Regions from separate parts of the Homo sapiens genome. Here region 1 is linked to region 2. A link is a loop called in an ENCODE intact Hi-C map of the cell type or tissue named here. Cell type or tissue: Caco-2. All regions are shown on one strand.

Region 1 (4,000 bases), 100 kb after region 2:
TAAGTCAAAATGATGCTTTTTATCCAAAGTCTGCATGTCAGAATGACATTCTCATCTATGATCTACAATTACAGATGTTTGGAGAAACCAAACTACGTTATGATTCCTTTGCCATTCTTGTTCATTTTATTCCCTAAAATATACTAAACTCACTTTCAAATTTAGCATGTTGATCATTGAGATCATGATTTTTTATGGTTTCAAAAACTTCAGGTGTGTTAGAGTCACAGTCCATTCACTTTTGTTGTGTGTGACAAGGTCTCACTCTGTCACCCAGGCTGGAGTGCAGTGACAGGATCATAGCTAACTCCAGCTGTGAACTTCTGAGTTCAAGGGATCCTCCCATCTTAGCCTCCTGAATAGCAGTCCCCGGCTAATTTTCTTATTGTTATTTTTGTAGAGACAGGATCTCACTTTTTGCCCAGCTGGTTTCAAACCCCTAGGCTCAAGCAATCCTTCGACCTCGGCCTCCCAAAGTGCTAGGATTACAGGCAGGAGCCATCACACCTGGCTCATTGACATCTCAAGCATTTATTGAGCCTTCATTCTCTGTGCAGGAGGCTGGATAGAATGACTACTATTTGCACAGCACTTTAGCGCACTTCCCCAGACACCCTCTCCTTTGACCCTCATGGCCACTTTGAAAGGTAGGTAGAGCAGTTATCATCAGTGACATTTTACAGAGTAGGAAAATAAAAAAGAGATTCAATAACTTGGCCAATGTCACAGGATCTACTAACAATAGAAAGAGAATCTAGGCCAGGTGCAGTGGCTCACGCTTGGAATCCCAGCACTCTGGGAGGCCGAGGTGTGCAGATCACTTAAGGTCAGAAGTTCGAGACCAGCCTGGCCAACATGGTGAAACCCCCATCTCTACTAAAAATACAAAAATTGGCTGGGCACTTTGGCGCACACCTGTGATTGCAGCTACTCAGGAGGCTGAGGCAGGAGAATCGCTTGAACCTGGAAAGCGGAGGTTGCAGTGAGCCGAGATCGCACCATTGCACTCCAGCCTGGGCGACAAGAGCGAAACTCCATCTCAAAAAAAGAAAGAAAAGAAAGAGAATCCGAATCTCACTTTCCATTTTGTCTCTGAAGTGTTAAAATCCTTAAGATTTTAAGTGATTGAGTTCTAAGAATTCTAGGAATTCACGACTTTATTGTTTTCACATTGAAGATGTTTTGATTTGATAATTTATAGTGACGTTACCACTTATTGACGACTCACTTAGTGCTTCTTAGGCCTTTTGTGCTGCTGTTTGACAACATTGCTTTATCACTTTCCCTGAGCTGTCAAACATCCTGCAAACCTATTTCTTGCCATGCACATGCATGAATGCTTGACTAGATTCTGTGTGCAAAAGAAGCTAAATAATGAAACATGGCATACAAAGAAGGTCAAATGTAGCCAAACCAAATTATGCCGCATTATTTGCACACTGTCGACTCTGTTCATTTTAATTATTTTCCAACATAAATGTACAGCATAAAGGTCATTGTGGATAGGAGTCATACTCAGCAATCTCTAAAAACTGGTTTGCCTGCATTCCTCAAAAATGACAGCTACATGAAAGTTGTCAGTCTATGGGTGGAGATTGCTTCCAAAAGAAGGACAAGGAGAAAAAGAATAACATGAAGGAACAGATGAGGTTGGAGTGGATATTAACTCCTCACATCCTGGTCTTCTCTTAGTGTCCTATAACTTAAGGAGGATGGCTGTTAGTTCATCCCAGATACACAGTAGGTAATTTTTTTCCTTGTATGATCCTCTCAAAAGCTCAAGAATTCTAGAATTCCTTCAGTAGGCTTTGGCTGAATTCAATAATAAATTGTTATAGGTTTAAAGAACTATTTTTAAGTTATGAGTTACAAGATTTCTATTGAAAACAGTAATTATCAAATTCTCCTAGAGATCACTGTTTGATATTAATTAGTAATTTATACATACTAAAGGAAACATTTTTATTTGGAGAAAGCTACAAAATAATTGATTTTCCTCTGATTTGCCTTCTTCCAATTGGTAGAGTTTGAATCTATAAGATATATAACATATTCAGAAACATTAAAAACTGTGTATTTAACTATAAATAGCAGGCACTTACCACAGTACCACAATATTTTTCTTTGTTTTCTACCCTTTGACTTATGCTTAGAGAGGATAATTTATTGTCAATGCAGCCCATAAACTCCTGGCTCTACTGAAAATAAAATGAACATGACACTTTACTAAGACAACGAATCATGAAAATGTTCTGCATTGTGCTGGGCGAGGTGGCTCACACCTGTAATTGTAGCACTTTGGGAGGCTGAGGCAAGCAGATCACCTGAGGTCAGGTGTTTGAAACCAGCCTGGCCAACATGGTGAAACCCCATCTCTACTAAAAATATAAAAATTAGCTGGGCATGGTGGCGGAGGCTTATAACCCCAGCTACTTGGGAGGCTGAGCAGGAGAATCACTTGAACCTGAGGGGTGGAGGTTGCAGTGAGCCAAGATCGCACCACTTCTCTCCAGCCTGGGTGAAAGAGCGAAAATCCATCTAGAAAAAAAAATGTTCTGCCATAAAGAAAAATTCAACGGTGCTCATATTAAATAAAGAGCCAAATCATATAAGATACTTATAAATACCTAAAAATATGAGTTCAGTTTCTCTTACAAGGCCAGGAAGGTGAGTATGCATACTCTGGCTACTCATGCAGCTAAGCAAAGAACACCAATCAGGAGTTGCCCCATAATCACACATGCACAGACTTAAAAAGCCAGCCAGCAAACCAGAAGGACTGGCTGGCACCTATATGTACTAAGGTCATCCTCCCTCTGAACTCTGGAAACAATTCACCTCTCCTATGGCACTTTGGCTTTCCACCTCCTATTGGAGTGATTGGCAAACACATCTTAGGTCTTGTACTGGATTTTAAGAGCCTTGGAGGCAGGACCCATGTTTAATTCATGTCCATGTCCCCAGCACCAAGCCCAATATCTTGCCCCCAATTTGTGATGAGTGAATATTTGTTGACCATCTGAAGCCTCATATAAAGGGCTTGGGGCTCCTCTTCCAAAGCCTCTCCCAGGTTCTCACTTTTGCCAGTTGGAAGTGAGAAGAATAGAGAATCCCTGTAGTTCTACACAAATTGCAAGCATCTTTCTAAATGAAGCACGCAGTTAGATAAACGTTAAACTGTGTCTCCATTTGTTCACTCTCCACTTCTCCCTTTTCCTTATGAAGACAGAATGGAGGGCAAAAGTCCTCTTCTTCTCAAGATCTGGGTTCCTGTGGACATCAAGGAAGCCAGAAGCACTGAGTGAACAAAGAAGGATGTTTCTATGGTTCCCAGGTCTCTAAATGATTAGCAGAGTGACTCAGGCAATATTAAGTGTAGGGCTCATTTCATTTCTATTACAAATCCTCCTGTATACAAGTTTTAGAGTTTCATAGTTTATCCATGTCGTTTTCTCAAAATTGTAGACACACATGGCCAAATTCTGGTCTTTAATGCATACTCGCAGTTGCTATTACATTAATCAAGCGCTGTGTTCATGCATTTAACTACTGAATTTACTGCCATGGAATATTTCTTAACTTGACGCTACAGTGGCACCTGTCTTAAATACCGCTGAAGCAGGACAAATGGTTCCAGTACAGAAAATATCAAGAAAGAAAAAAACTAGAAACCTAAATCCATGCTCAATTATTTTAAAAACAAATTTACAATTCATCCACAGATGAAGCTGAAATTTCCCTTTTGTATTGCACTTTCCTTAGATCCTGGGAATTAAGAACAAAGACAATTGCTGAGTGTTCTGGAAAAACTCACTTTAAGTTAAGGATAGCAAAAAATTCACTTTAAGTTAAGGATAGTAAACACAGATATTGCTTATCAACCTTTTCTGCTGAATCTCAAAATTGTTCTCAACATAGTGCTCCAAGAATCCACTATTTAAAAATTTACCTTGATGATTAAGATAAAACCTCTCTGCTGCCTTTGCTCTAGATTTGATCT
Region 2 (4,000 bases):
AGGTAATGATGTAAAATGCCTAGAAACATAGCACTCTTTCAATAAATACTACTGGCTCTTAGAGTAGAGTTGAGGAGAAGAACCCAGAGGCTAAAAAAAATCCAAATGGCACGAAGGAAATGAGTCCGTGATTCTACAAAAACCAGGGAGCTGAGCCTAGTTCAAGACAGACCAAAATACCCTGCATCACACTTCTACTGAGAAGTAGAATAACCTACATAATTACAACTATTATTTAAGTTTTCTCATTTGTTTGTTAAGGGAAAGAGCTAAACAATATGGCAAACTCTAGAAGGATGGTTGAGAGCTCTGCTGAATGTGAGAGGAAAACTTCAGAACTGTAAGGACTACCTAGATGGTTTGTCGCTCCATGCAAGGCTGTCAGATAGGTGCTCGTTTATTTACTTGCTTTTATATTAACTTGGATTATTTGTTCTTAGCCTTATGGAGTATATTAGCTTCTGGGATATTGGAAAGAATTTAAAGGTGGATATGGGCAGAGCATAGTTTAGAGAACCTGACCAATGAGCTTTGCCAGCCTGGATGTGGGAAGTAGGGTTACTTGCTCTGGACTTGCTATTCCTGGTAGTATATGGTATTAATATTAGGCTGCATTTGCTGTACTGCCTCGGTAAGCTTTTAAAATTTCCCAAGTCTCTCTAAAACAAACTTTGAGATGAATACTTTGTGCTCCAGCAGTTCCCTGCAGAAGCCTTGGTAGACCCAGGTCTTCATGCAGTGAAAGGATGCTTCCCCAGCTACAAAAATCAATCACCAAACATAGCAGAGGAAACTTAGGCTTCCTCATATTGGTGTCAAGCTAAAGACAAGAGAAAAGAAATCATCTTACTGTGTGGGGATGAACAATAAAATCCTGGCAACTGACCTCTGACTGAGTTGTTATCGAAAAATGCTCTTTGTTTCCCTCAGCCAATTGAATCATGATACTTCCTGTACCCCGAAAAATATCAACTGCAGTTAGAATGAAAAAAAAAAAAAAGGAAGAACTGAACAGAATGTTTGATTAATTAATGAATTCCTCTTAATCATCTCTTTAGCAGACACCTGAAAGAGTAGGCCTATCACAAAAGTTACAAAACAACTACCGTGTTTTGGATTATTATTAGAAAGCCTTGGACAAATCTCCTAGAAAAAATAATCATAATATGATTTAATCAGTTTTCAATTATCCAGAGGTTGATTATTGCATTTGCAGATGGTTTGTACCTCTATTCTCCTTCTGCTCTCTCAGGCTGAATGCCTTTTAGCTATTATAGTGTCTGTGTGCATTTCCAGGAGAGAATTGGCAGAAAGGGACATCAGCAAGCATATAAATTGAAAGACTCATAAATTGAAGAGACAGTGGGTACTTTGCTTAAACAAGTCTTATGTATTATCTGTAGATCTAAAAATCTCAAGCTCTCCCATGAAATCATATTATGATGCCCTACCAGCTAAGGGCCTTGTATCATCGGCCTTCAGTAAATATTGGTAGAAAGAAGGGATAGCATAGTGGTAAAGAGCCAGGCTGTTAGGTCACCTGTGTTCACATTCCATCTCTAAACTTGGGGCTGATTGATTTACTTAACATCTCCATGACTTAGTTGCCTTATCTGCAAAGAGCATTGTGGTACATTGTATTGCTATCAAAATATGTACTAAAGGGGCAAAGTCTGAAGATGAAGATAAGGCATGAGAGAAAGACTGAATTTCTGACATTTTCACAGCTCCCAATCAATAGCACCAAGGGCAGCGATCCATGGTGGAGAAAACATATTCACCTTCTGAGACAGAAAGTCCGTGAACCATGAAATATTTCCCCCAAGCACTGTCAAACTAGTGTGACAAGTTGTCCCTGAAGAAGGTGACTCCACAACGGATGTGTACATCTCTGGGCAGGAAAGGATTACCTCTATCTTCTCAAACTGGACTCTATTACCATTTTTCAAACATCAAGAAATGTCTCACAGAATTTTACCTAATTACCCAGTTGTGACTGACAAGGTACTCAACTTTCTATCATGCTCAGGCTGCTGAATAACTGAAATATGGAATTAGCTAAATTGTCCAACATGGACTTTAAAGGAAGGAACTTAATAATTCCCTGGAAAATAGGTAGTGATCCCAAGAATACAACCACACTATCACTGGGGAGAAGGGAGATCAAACCTACATGAGCCTGTGTTATTGAAATAAAATAGAAAAGAAGAGAAGATGGAGAAACTATGCAAGAAGAATATTTCAAAATGAGAATATAAATGTAGCACACTGAAACCAGATTAAGAAGTTTGACTCTGGAATATTTTTTTAGGCAGAAAATGCTTTGCACTTGAGAAAATTAAGGGAAACATAGACTTTGCAAAGCGATAGATAAGAGATAAGATTACAGATTGAGATGAATAAAAGAAATAGCAGAACTAAAGAAAAAAGACATTAAAAAAAACTTCTCTTGAAAATGATCTCTCTTTAAAACCACCAGAGCAGCAAAATAATATGAGAGAGCAAATTCCATGCTCAATGAAACTAGGAAATGGATACACTCCAAACAATAAGTTTTTAACAAAATTGAGATAGAGCACAGAGTGCCAATATATCATAATACTTCTAACCCTAAGAAATGATCTGGAGATCAAAAAGGGGAAGGAGATAAAGAAGTAGTTAGTTGTATTGCTGCTAAACAGAGTCAGCTGAGCTGAATAAATAAACACAGATTGTCAAACAAAAGATCTGAATGTACAGGGCTTCCCTCAGCCACTCCTATCTCCCACGCAGCAAAGAGCATGCTCACTGTAGTAGGGCTTTTCTTTGGATTTTAGACTCACCCAATCGGAGTCTTTAGGAATGGCACCCGGGAATCTGCTTTAACAGCATCACAGGGGCTTTAGGAAAAGGGAATTGAAAGATTATGCTGAGTAACATAATAATATAAAATACTAATACATTTTGTATCTATTTGATGGCAAAATACAACATATATATGTTATTAGATACTTTATATATTGCCATAAAAATGGGGAATTCACCATAAAGCACCTGTAGATCATTAGATCATTTAGAAAATGTGATTGTATATTAACGCTCAAGGAAAACATGAATAGATACCAAAAAGTACAAATAATTTATATTTTCATCTAGAATTCCGTAAACTAGCAAGTACTAGCAGAATTGAAATGTAGTAAAAACAACCCAATCTCTTAAAAACGTAAACTCCTTCTCAGAAAGTGTATTATTGAAATAAGTCAAAAGAATAATTACAAAATAATAAAAATGAAAATTCTTAATTTTCAAGTATTGAAATTTGAAAACTAAGACATACGGTCAAAGCTGTACAGAGAGGAAAATTGGTAGTCGAAACACTTACAGCACTGAACAATAAGGTATTGAATAAAGTATTCATTTCAAGAACAACAGCAACAAGAAAATCCCTAAGAAAGGCAAAATGAAAGAATGAATAAAGAAGAACCAGAAATTAATGAATTAGAAAATAGAAATTGGAATGGGTAAATATATGTGAAAGTAAATTGCCTGCAAATGGGTAGAAAAATATTTTAACAAAACAAAGTGGTAGCTAACCACTGATAGTTTTCTAGGAAAATATAAATTATCAAAAGAAATTCCAGAAAATATAGAAAACCTAAACAGACCAAAAATAACAAATGAAATAAAGTTACTCCCCAAAATTGCCAGTTTTTATAAGAAATCTTTGCAAGCCTTTCAAAAATATTCATATGTTATTTAAACATTTCCAGATCATGTAAAGATAAAAATCTTCCTATTATCTTTTTCAAAGCCAAAATAAGACTCATAACATAAACTGACAAAGATGTGTATACACACACAAACACACACACAACAAAGATCACTTTTACTAATTGTCATTTATTTGAAAGAAAATTGTTATATTTCTTCCCACACTATACACATACAAAAATTTCAAATGGATTGAAGACTTAGATATATTTTAAAACCACAAAAGTAATGGAAAGAAAACTTAGAATTT

Evidence for each region. A loop is a pair of places that touch in the nucleus more often than their neighbours do. Peaks named below come from ENCODE experiments on the same cell type or tissue, not always from the same donor. Only the 100,000 strongest peaks of a DNase experiment are listed, where the experiment ranks them.
Region 1: a loop joins it to region 2, with 7 times the contacts of the local background. A loop is called at or near these places in 1 of 110 quality-filtered maps.

Annotation. Positions count from the first base shown.
Region 1 is chr6:147,079,864-147,083,863 of GRCh38, forward strand. All of the region lies in intron 4 of STXBP5-AS1 (STXBP5 antisense RNA 1), which reads right to left. Among named protein-coding and RNA genes, the nearest start is that of LUADT1, 77 kb to the right of the region's middle. In Caco-2, no CTCF peak of the experiment used is centred here; a DNase peak (open chromatin) is centred at 1,538.
Region 2 is chr6:146,979,428-146,983,427 of GRCh38, forward strand. The region is part of intron 6 of STXBP5-AS1 (STXBP5 antisense RNA 1); the gene reads right to left. Among named protein-coding and RNA genes, the nearest start is that of LUADT1, 180 kb to the right of the region's middle. In Caco-2, no CTCF peak of the experiment used is centred here; DNase peaks (open chromatin) are centred at 1,784 and 2,774.